Linked DNA regions of Homo sapiens: region 1 is linked to region 2. Evidence: chromatin contacts called from ENCODE Hi-C or POLR2A ChIA-PET data. All regions are on one chromosome and are shown on one strand. The core of a region is the stretch at or near the end of the contact, and the rest is flanking DNA. Distances in the headings are between cores, read along the strand shown.

Region 1 (3,749 bases), core at 734-3,233, 2.9 Mb before region 2:
TGCCAACTCCTTATGTCATTTGTAGACTTATTTCAGTTGAGGATTTAGTCAGGCTCTATTCAGGTTCAGAAACATTTTCCAACTGCACATGATCCTGAAGTAAACACTTTAAAGGCTGCTCATACTCTACTATGTAATGTACTTTTATCAGAAGCAGAAGCTGAGGGAATAAGATTATGTAAGGCTCCATTTGCTTTCATAACAACTCTCACAGCTCAGCATATCAGGAGTTGCATCCCAAGTGTCCCTGAAGTTTCTTTACAGTAAAATTTCTTTATGGTGAAATTTCTTAATAGTGTTCTGGCACTAAACAATGAGTGCTATAAATCATGTTCATGTTCTTGGCCAGTAGTATAATTTTTAGGAAATATCCTATGACAATGACCCCAGGAGAACAAAATCAGTGTGACCAATGATATTTAGAAGAGACATGTTCATTAACATTAAAAATGGAAAGTAATCCATTTGGGAAATGAACCAACAGTATGGAGGACTTCAGGAGGATCTTTTTATGGCAATTGTGTGAAGTGTATTGATCCTTGGAAACGTACACCTTGAAAATTACAAGTGAGAAAAAGCCAATGGCAACATACATGCTTACCTGATTTCAAACATGTAACAGTCAGTATATATAAATTCTGTCATTCAATATTCAGTATTTATTGAAGAAGAGCCTACTGTGAGCAAGTTTCTGCTCTGAGAACCAGGAACACAGGAGTGAATAAAGTGGACCAAACTCCCTGCCCTCTCATTTTCTTATGAGACAGAGACAGATATTGAGGATCAAAGGGATTTTAGCAATTGAAATACTTGGAATTTTAATATCATGACTTGTTGGGTCTTTTTTTTTTTTATAAAACCGCTTATATGAGAAAGCTTTTCTTCCTTTGTTTATTGTTGTTTAGGCAATGAATATTTCCCGATAATTTTAGTCAACCAGAATTTGTCCTGCTATGTACCAAGTACTCTTCCAGGCACAGGATACAGTGTGAACAAAATGCATACATACCCCTGCCCTGTTGGAGCTACATTCAATGGAGGAGACAGAACATAAGGAAATAAGTAAAATATATAGAAGTTGACTCAGGGACAGGGGCAGAGGAGAAAATCAAGATATGAAATGCTGGGAGAAGGTGAACTTTTAGATTGGGTGATCAGGAAGGACTTCTTGAGAAGATGACTTTTGATTAAATAATTAAAGAAGATGAATGAGCTGGCAAGGTGAACGTTTGGGGGAATATCATTCTGGGCAGAGGGATCAGCAAGTGCAAAGGCCCCAAGATGAGAATCTGTCTGGAGTGGCCAAGGAACACCAGGGAGGCTGGTGGTTGCATGAAGTGAGGGAAGGGTGGGAGGAAATGAGATGAAAGAGGTAACAGAAGACCAGTTGCATCCAGCCTTTTAAGCCATTGTAAGGATGTTGGCTTTTAATCTGAAAAACAAGAAGACATTGAAGAGTTCTGAGCAAAGAGGAGAGATGGTCAGGTTTGCATTAAAACAGTTTCTGCTGTTGAGAGTAAACAACAGATACAGGGAGGCTTTTAGGAGGCTGCTGCAATAATCCAAGTGAGAAATGATGATCATCTCAAGAGGAGCATCTCAAGACATAGAGACACTGAGAGAAAGATAGAATAGAGGTATGGTAAGAGCCAGTGTTCCCACTGCCAGGGCCCACCTGCCACAAAGGGTGAGATAAGTCAGGAGCATTCCTTACCACAGCTGTTTTCCCAGTGGGAGACACAGGGAGGAGTTTCCAGGCAAGAAAGCGCTGAGTCACTCACCAGCACATCTGGTCTCAGATCTTGATACCCAGCTAGAAGGGCGGAAAGGTAGAGGGCTCCTCCCCTACAAACTTTCCTGGCCAAAGTCGGCCATTGTCAGCTGTGTGGGGCAGGCCAGGAGAGAAGCTCCCCTGCCACAGTAACAATGAGCCTTTGCTTACTGTTGCTTCACCCAGCCAGCTGGGATCTTTGACTTCTGTGGTTGCCTTTAATAGTCTAAACAGCCCCGGCAAGTAGGACAGATCACCTTCATTTCACAGCTGTGGAAATTCAGGGATACTAAGTGACTTACACAAGGGAACACAGATTTGGAGAGTTGGGGCACTGGTGTCCCATCCCATGCCCTGGGGACACAGGAGGGAGTAGTGTATAGAGAGATGGTATCAGCCACACACCAGTGCTTAATTTAGGTTGGTTAAAAATGTTGAAATACAAAAAGGAATATGAAACCAAATTCCTGTTTCGTGGCTGCCTCCTGCTACAGAACACTGTTCTCACCATTTTTGTCCTCAGTCATTTCCCACCTTTGGTTATTTATTTATGAATTAGCAACTTCAACATTTGCTGATATTTTAAGAATGCTTCCACTTCCAATGACTTATGTTAAGTTAAAGTGACAGAACAGTAAAGATTCCATTAAACTATTTCTTTCTATCTCATACCTTTATGAAAGTACCATTATCACCTTTTACGTTAAAAACTCTAAGACTGATTGTAATTAATTTTTTTTTATTTTTAGGGAACAACTTAATTCTTTATTGAAGACCTATAACATTTTTTATGAGAACCAGAAAAATCTGCATATTTTATATGGAGAGGTAAGCCCACTGAAGAAAGGCAATCCGGTGTTATTCACACACACACATGCGTGCACACACACACACACACAATTCTGGAAGAAACAGGTGAAAGTTTAACTTGATTATGATTCTTTTAGACTTGGGCTTGGAACACTTGTGACTTTCTAAGCATTTTTGAGATAGAAAAGCATTTAAAAATTTTAATGACATATTTTCTTTCTATTTTAAAAATAGAATATGAATATTTTAACAGCATTTACACTGAAAATCTATCACAATACTTTCTTACAAATGCGTCAGAATGTATATAGAAAGATATTCATTGTGATGTCATTTGTAATGCAGAAAATTGAAGACATCTCTATCAATTAGGGATTATTCAAATAAATTATGATGCATCTGTAATGTCAAATTTGATTTGGGTTTTAAAATGAATGCATTAGATTCCAATAGATGTGCACTATATCAAAATAATAAAAATTTTGAAATATTAAAGAAAGAATTCAGGAAAGTCCTGAAGCTAGAAAGCATTTTTCTAACTTTTAAGTTCAGGGGTACAAGTGCAAGTTTGTTACATAGGTAAACATGTGTCATGGTGGTTTGTTGTACAGATTATTTCTTCACCCAGCTATTGAGCCTAGTACTCATTAGTTATTTTTCCTGGTCCTATCCCTCCTCCCAAATTCCACCCTCTGATAGGCCTCAGTGTCTGTGGTTCCCCTCTATGTGTCCATGTGTGCTTATCCTTTAGCTCCCACTTATAAGTGAAAGCAAACAGTATTAGGTTTTCTATACCTGCATCAGTTTGCTAAGAATGATGGCCTCTAGCTCCATCCCTGCAAAGGACATGGCCTTGTTCTTTTTTATGGCTGCATAGTATTCCATGGTGTACATGTACCACATTTTCTTTATCCCATCTATCATTAATGGGCATTTAGGTTGATTCCATGTGCTTGCTGTTATAAATAGTGCTGCAATGAACATATGTGTGAATATGTCTTTATAATAAAATGATTTATTCTCCATTGGGTATATACCCAGTAATGGGATTGCTGGGTCAAATGGTGTTTCTGTCTTTAGGTCTTTGAGGAATCAACACACTGTCTTCCTCAATGATTAGATTAATTTACACTCCCCAGCAGTGTATAAGGGTTCCTTTTTCTCCACA
Region 2 (4,330 bases), core at 1,170-3,669:
CAGCTACTCAGGAGGCTGAGGCAGGAGAATCGCTTGAACCCGGGAGGTGGAGGTTGCAGTGAGCTGAGAGATCCTGCCACTGCACTCCAGCCTGGGCTACAGAGTGAGACTTCAATCTCGAAAAAAAAAAAAAAGAAAAATGGAACTTTGTTGCCACTTAAAGTTACCACTTACCTGGTAGTAATCATATCAAAGTTTTAGCAAATGGAGTGCAAGTACAAGCAGCAACCACTGCAAATCACCAGTAAAGAAGGGGAAATGGGATTTTTACCTTATTTGCCACATGAAGAACTATGAGAAAATATTGACAATTGATGTAATTAAGGCATATCTTTTCCTTTTTCTGCTTTTAACCAAAGTTTCATTCCTATGCTTTTAAACCACACAGAACATATGAAATCCATGTTAACATTAAGCCCATTTATTAACAAGTATCTGGCCCAATAATTATAGTTAGGTAAATAAAATACTTCAGAACTATTTTATAGGCTGCCTTACAAATAAGATAACTGTCAAAGATGCATTCTCTTTATGTGAAAAGTTACACATGTTCTAAGTTTAACACTCCACAATGAACTGTGAAATTTCCCTAAGCTAATACTTAATATTGGAAAACTTCAACAGAATATTGGAAAACTTCAACATCATCTCTTTTCTCAAGCACCTTCATATTGCTCCCATAGTTCTTATAAATTGTCCAATAACCCAGACAAATTTCCTTGTGGACAAGAATTTTTAAAATTTAAAGTATTATATATTAATACAATGACTTTAGTTAAAAGTAAAAATTTATTGATCCAAAACTGCCAAAAACCTTATGCTAAGCAAAAACTTCATTTAAGCTTAATGCTCTTTTTAACTCCTGCACGAATGCCAGATAATTCACCACTATAACGTTGCTCTTCTTTACGAACTTCACGAACCTGGCCTCTTCTTCTAATTTTGGCTCTTCTGAACTTCTCTCTGTGTTTCACTCTGGGATTGCGATCAATCTTCTTTCTCCTAGGAGTAAGTCCCCTATTTTTAGCAATTTGATAGGTAATAGCTCTCTTTGCATTTTGATCTTCAAGAGCCTGTTCTTCAGTGCTATTTTCTTCTTTCTTTCTCTTTAGCTTTTGCCTGTCTTCTATTTCTTTATAGTACTTCAGTTTTGCTTTTTCATCAAAATCAGAATCATCAGAAAGATCTGTAACAGCACAGGCAGCAGCAGAAGTCTTTGAAACAGACTTTGGTTTGGGCTTGGTGGATTTTGCTTTTGGAATCAGTTCTTTCTTTACAGCATCATCCTTAAGTGTCAACAGATGACGAATTTCTGAGGACAGCTTCTGATCCACAACGGACAGCTTGTTGATCAAATTTCGGTAGGTAACAAGCCTTTCTATGACAGGATGTCCATGTGCTGGGACTCTCCTAGCTTTCAGGATCAAATAAAAACTGATGTTCGAGCAATAATTCAAGTAGAGGTTGTACTTGGTCCTCAAGTATTGGCTTCCTTTTCCGGGTGGAATGATCCCTTGTTCCACCAACTCTAACAATGGCTCCAGCTCATCCTTAACCTCTGTCAACTTGACTTTCAGGTCTTCTATCAGCTCCAAGAGTTCTGGTGATTCCTTTCGCAACATTTTCAGCTTCTCTTTCACTGAAACTTTAGCCAAATCCTTCACGACCCGTGTCTCAGCCTCATCTACCTGAGGCACTGGTTTTGCAAAGGCCTCAACCCAGGCGACACCAAAATCATCCTCTTGCAGCGCTTGGGCTAGGCGCCGCTGAATGATCTGTGCCTCCTCCTCCTCCTCTCTTTCCTCCTCCTCTGCCTCCTGTTGACTCTGCCGGCCTCGGGACTTGGAACCATAGTCCGTGTCATAGTAAAGTTTTTTCCTCTGACCCCACGACAAACTGGGATCCACAGAGGCCTCAGCTTCACTTTGCACGGAGCTCCCACCATCATCATCGGCATTCTCCTCCTCCTCCTCCTCCCCCGCATTCCCTCCATCTTCGTCGTCCTCATCGTCCATATCTAGGGCTAGCACCTCCTCCTCCTCCTCCTCGCCATCCTCCTCGTCTCCACTCTGTACTTCATTCCAGCCCTTAGCTAAGGCGGCCCGGGATCGTGCCTCATGAAAGTCATCTACCTGATCTTGGTAGTAGCTGGTGTCCCCTGGTGAGGGTGGCAATCCTAAATCATCTCCATTTTCGTCGGTGAGCGTGGGACCTGCCTTGGCTCGCACAGCTGCCCACTTAGCTGCTCCGCGCCGCCGGGATCTCCCCACCATGGCTCACAATCTCAGGTTTTACAGCGACTCCGGACTTTCGGCCACCACTGACTTCGGCGCAGGAATCAGGCGCTCCGGTAACTCGTGGCTCTAAACAGCAGCGCGCTCCCCTACCACCGGAGTTTGCAGACTCCTGATCGGCTACTGGAATTTCCTCTTCCTTCCGGCCCCCAGCATGCTCTCCGCGTGGCGTACGATTGAGGACTTCCGCTCGGTCCCTTAGTCGAGATCACGTTGATACCAACTTCCTTTTCACTGTGCCCTTTAACGCCAGTCGATTCCGGTGAATTAAAATCTTTCCGTGTGGAAACGATAGGATAAGGAAGTTCCGTTCCACAGAACGCTTTCTCGGGCTAATGCGCTTACTCTCGAGTGCCTGGGAGTGGCTGGGGGACGGAATCCTGACGGCACCTCCAGGCGAGGTCCCGATGGCCAATAGAGGGCGCTGCGCTTTACGCCCCGGAGAAGTCCCGGGGGCGTTCCATTGAGGTTTAACTGCGTGTGTACCCGGCGCTTGCGACCGGCAGTCTAGTGCTAGCGTAGTTTTCCTGCTCCCTTGTTTTCTCTTTTCTGCTTATCAGGCTGGAAGTTAATCAGATTGCTTTCCTCTCATTTCACCCCCACCCCCAATACCATATTTCTGGGTACCACAGCCTCAGGCAGCGCCGCTGGACTCCAGAATCCCACGGGAGGTTTCCGGGCGAGAGCGCAGGCCGGGCCTCCGGCTCGGGTTTACTCATCCCCATCGCCCTCTCCCTGCTCACAGGGCTCGGTGACCCGCTCCATGGGGATCGATAAAGCTAGATGACCCCGAGGCTGACAGTGGGAAGGCAGAGCCCCGCTGCAGGGTCTGACTCTTCTCAAGGAAGTCTGCCCTGTAATGTTAGAGTAATTCAGGGTGTAAGTTTTTAGGCATTACATATGTAAGGTTCAGGGTTAGTATTATTATACCTTTTAATGTAGGTAGTTGGAAGCTGAACTTTTGATACGTTGCTAAAATTAATGGTGACATGGCTGGGCGCGGTGGCTCATGCCCATAATCCTAAGCACTTTGGGAGGCCGAAGTGGGTGGATCACTTGAGGTCAGGAGTGCAAAACCAGCCTGGCCAACATGGGGAAACCCAGTCTCTACTACAAATACAAAAAATTAGCGGGGCGTGGTGGCGGGTACCTGTAATCCCAGCTACTCGGGAGGTTGAGGCAGGAGAATCACTTGAACCCGGGAGGCGGAGGTGGCAGTAAGCCGATATCGCACCACTGCACTCTAGCCTGGGCGACAGACAGAGACTCTGTCTCAAAATAAATAAATAAATAAATAAAATAAAATTAATGGTGACAATTTCTTTTTCTTTTGTTTTTTGTTTCTTTTTTCTTTTTCTTTTTTTCTTTTTTTTTTTTTGAGACGGAGGCTCGCTCTGTTGCCAGGCTGGAGTGCAGTGGCAATCTCGGCCCACTGCAACCTCCGACCCCCTGGTTCAAGTGATTCTCCTCCCTCAGCCTCCCGAGTAGCTGGCATTACAGGCACGCGCCACCACTCCCAGCTAATTTTTGTATTTTTAGTAGAGACGGGGTTTCATCATGTTGGCCAGGATGGTCTCCATCTCCTGACCTCGTGATACGCCCGCCTCGGCCTCCCAAAGTGCTGGGATTGATTACAGGCGTGAGTCACCGCGCCCAGCCAATGGTGACAATTTCTTTTCAGAAAGTATAGTGTCATTAGGTTAATAAAAATAATGCAAAATGTTAGAAAAGTGATACTTTGAAATAAACATTTTCCAAGTGCCTAAAGGTGTCCGAAACATTTTGAAATTTTTACAAGATTTTAGAAAATAAAATTAAATTAGAAAGTTGTGGGCAAAAGTTATGTTCTGATGGTAAGCATGAATTTATTTTTTAATGTAAATTTTAGTACATTTTGTCATTTAGCAGATATTAACTGCTTACTGTTTGTTGTAGAATGCTACAGACAATAGTGATGAATCAGCCAGTTAAGGACTGTATAATCAGGTAGAAAAGAAGACACTCATACAGATTACTGGAATACAAGGCAGTGTATG

What was found. Hi-C counts contacts between places; a loop is a spot of excess contacts on that map. ChIA-PET counts read pairs that join two places held with the same protein, here RNA polymerase II (POLR2A). Pooled maps may share reads with other maps.
Region 1: a map with no recorded cell type shows a loop between it and region 2 (6-fold over the local background). The contact joins the enhancer-like site here to the promoter of UTP3 in region 2. A Hi-C loop is called at or near these places in 2 of 168 maps with a recorded cell type or tissue (OCI-LY7 and Ramos), 15 of 37 single-sample maps with no recorded cell type and 5 of 50 pooled maps. POLR2A ChIA-PET finds 5 or more read pairs at or near these places in 1 of 52 experiments (OCI-LY7).

What each region holds. Positions count from the first base shown.
Region 1 is chr4:73,597,490-73,601,238 of GRCh38, reverse strand. RASSF6 (Ras association domain family member 6) reads left to right here. Exons shown (of 11, transcript NM_177532.5): 3 at 2,521-2,599. Among named protein-coding and RNA genes, the nearest start is that of RASSF6, 21 kb to the left of the region's middle. Within about 2 kb of position 1,983, at least 8 of the 41 ENCODE cell types and tissues checked have a DNase peak (open chromatin) inside an H3K27ac peak, as active enhancers do; they include OCI-LY7, where a contact is called at or near this core.
Region 2 is chr4:70,686,621-70,690,950 of GRCh38, reverse strand. UTP3 (UTP3 small subunit processome component) reads right to left here and starts at 2,419. Exons shown (of 1, transcript NM_020368.3): 1 at 400-2,419. The coding sequence starts at 2,273. The coding sequence ends at 834. It overlaps LOC101927297 (a long non-coding RNA gene), which reads right to left. Exons shown (of 4, transcript XR_938860.3): 4 at 4,135-4,330. RefSeq lists enhancers at 2,294-2,353, 1,555-2,523, 3,054-3,143, 2,524-3,494.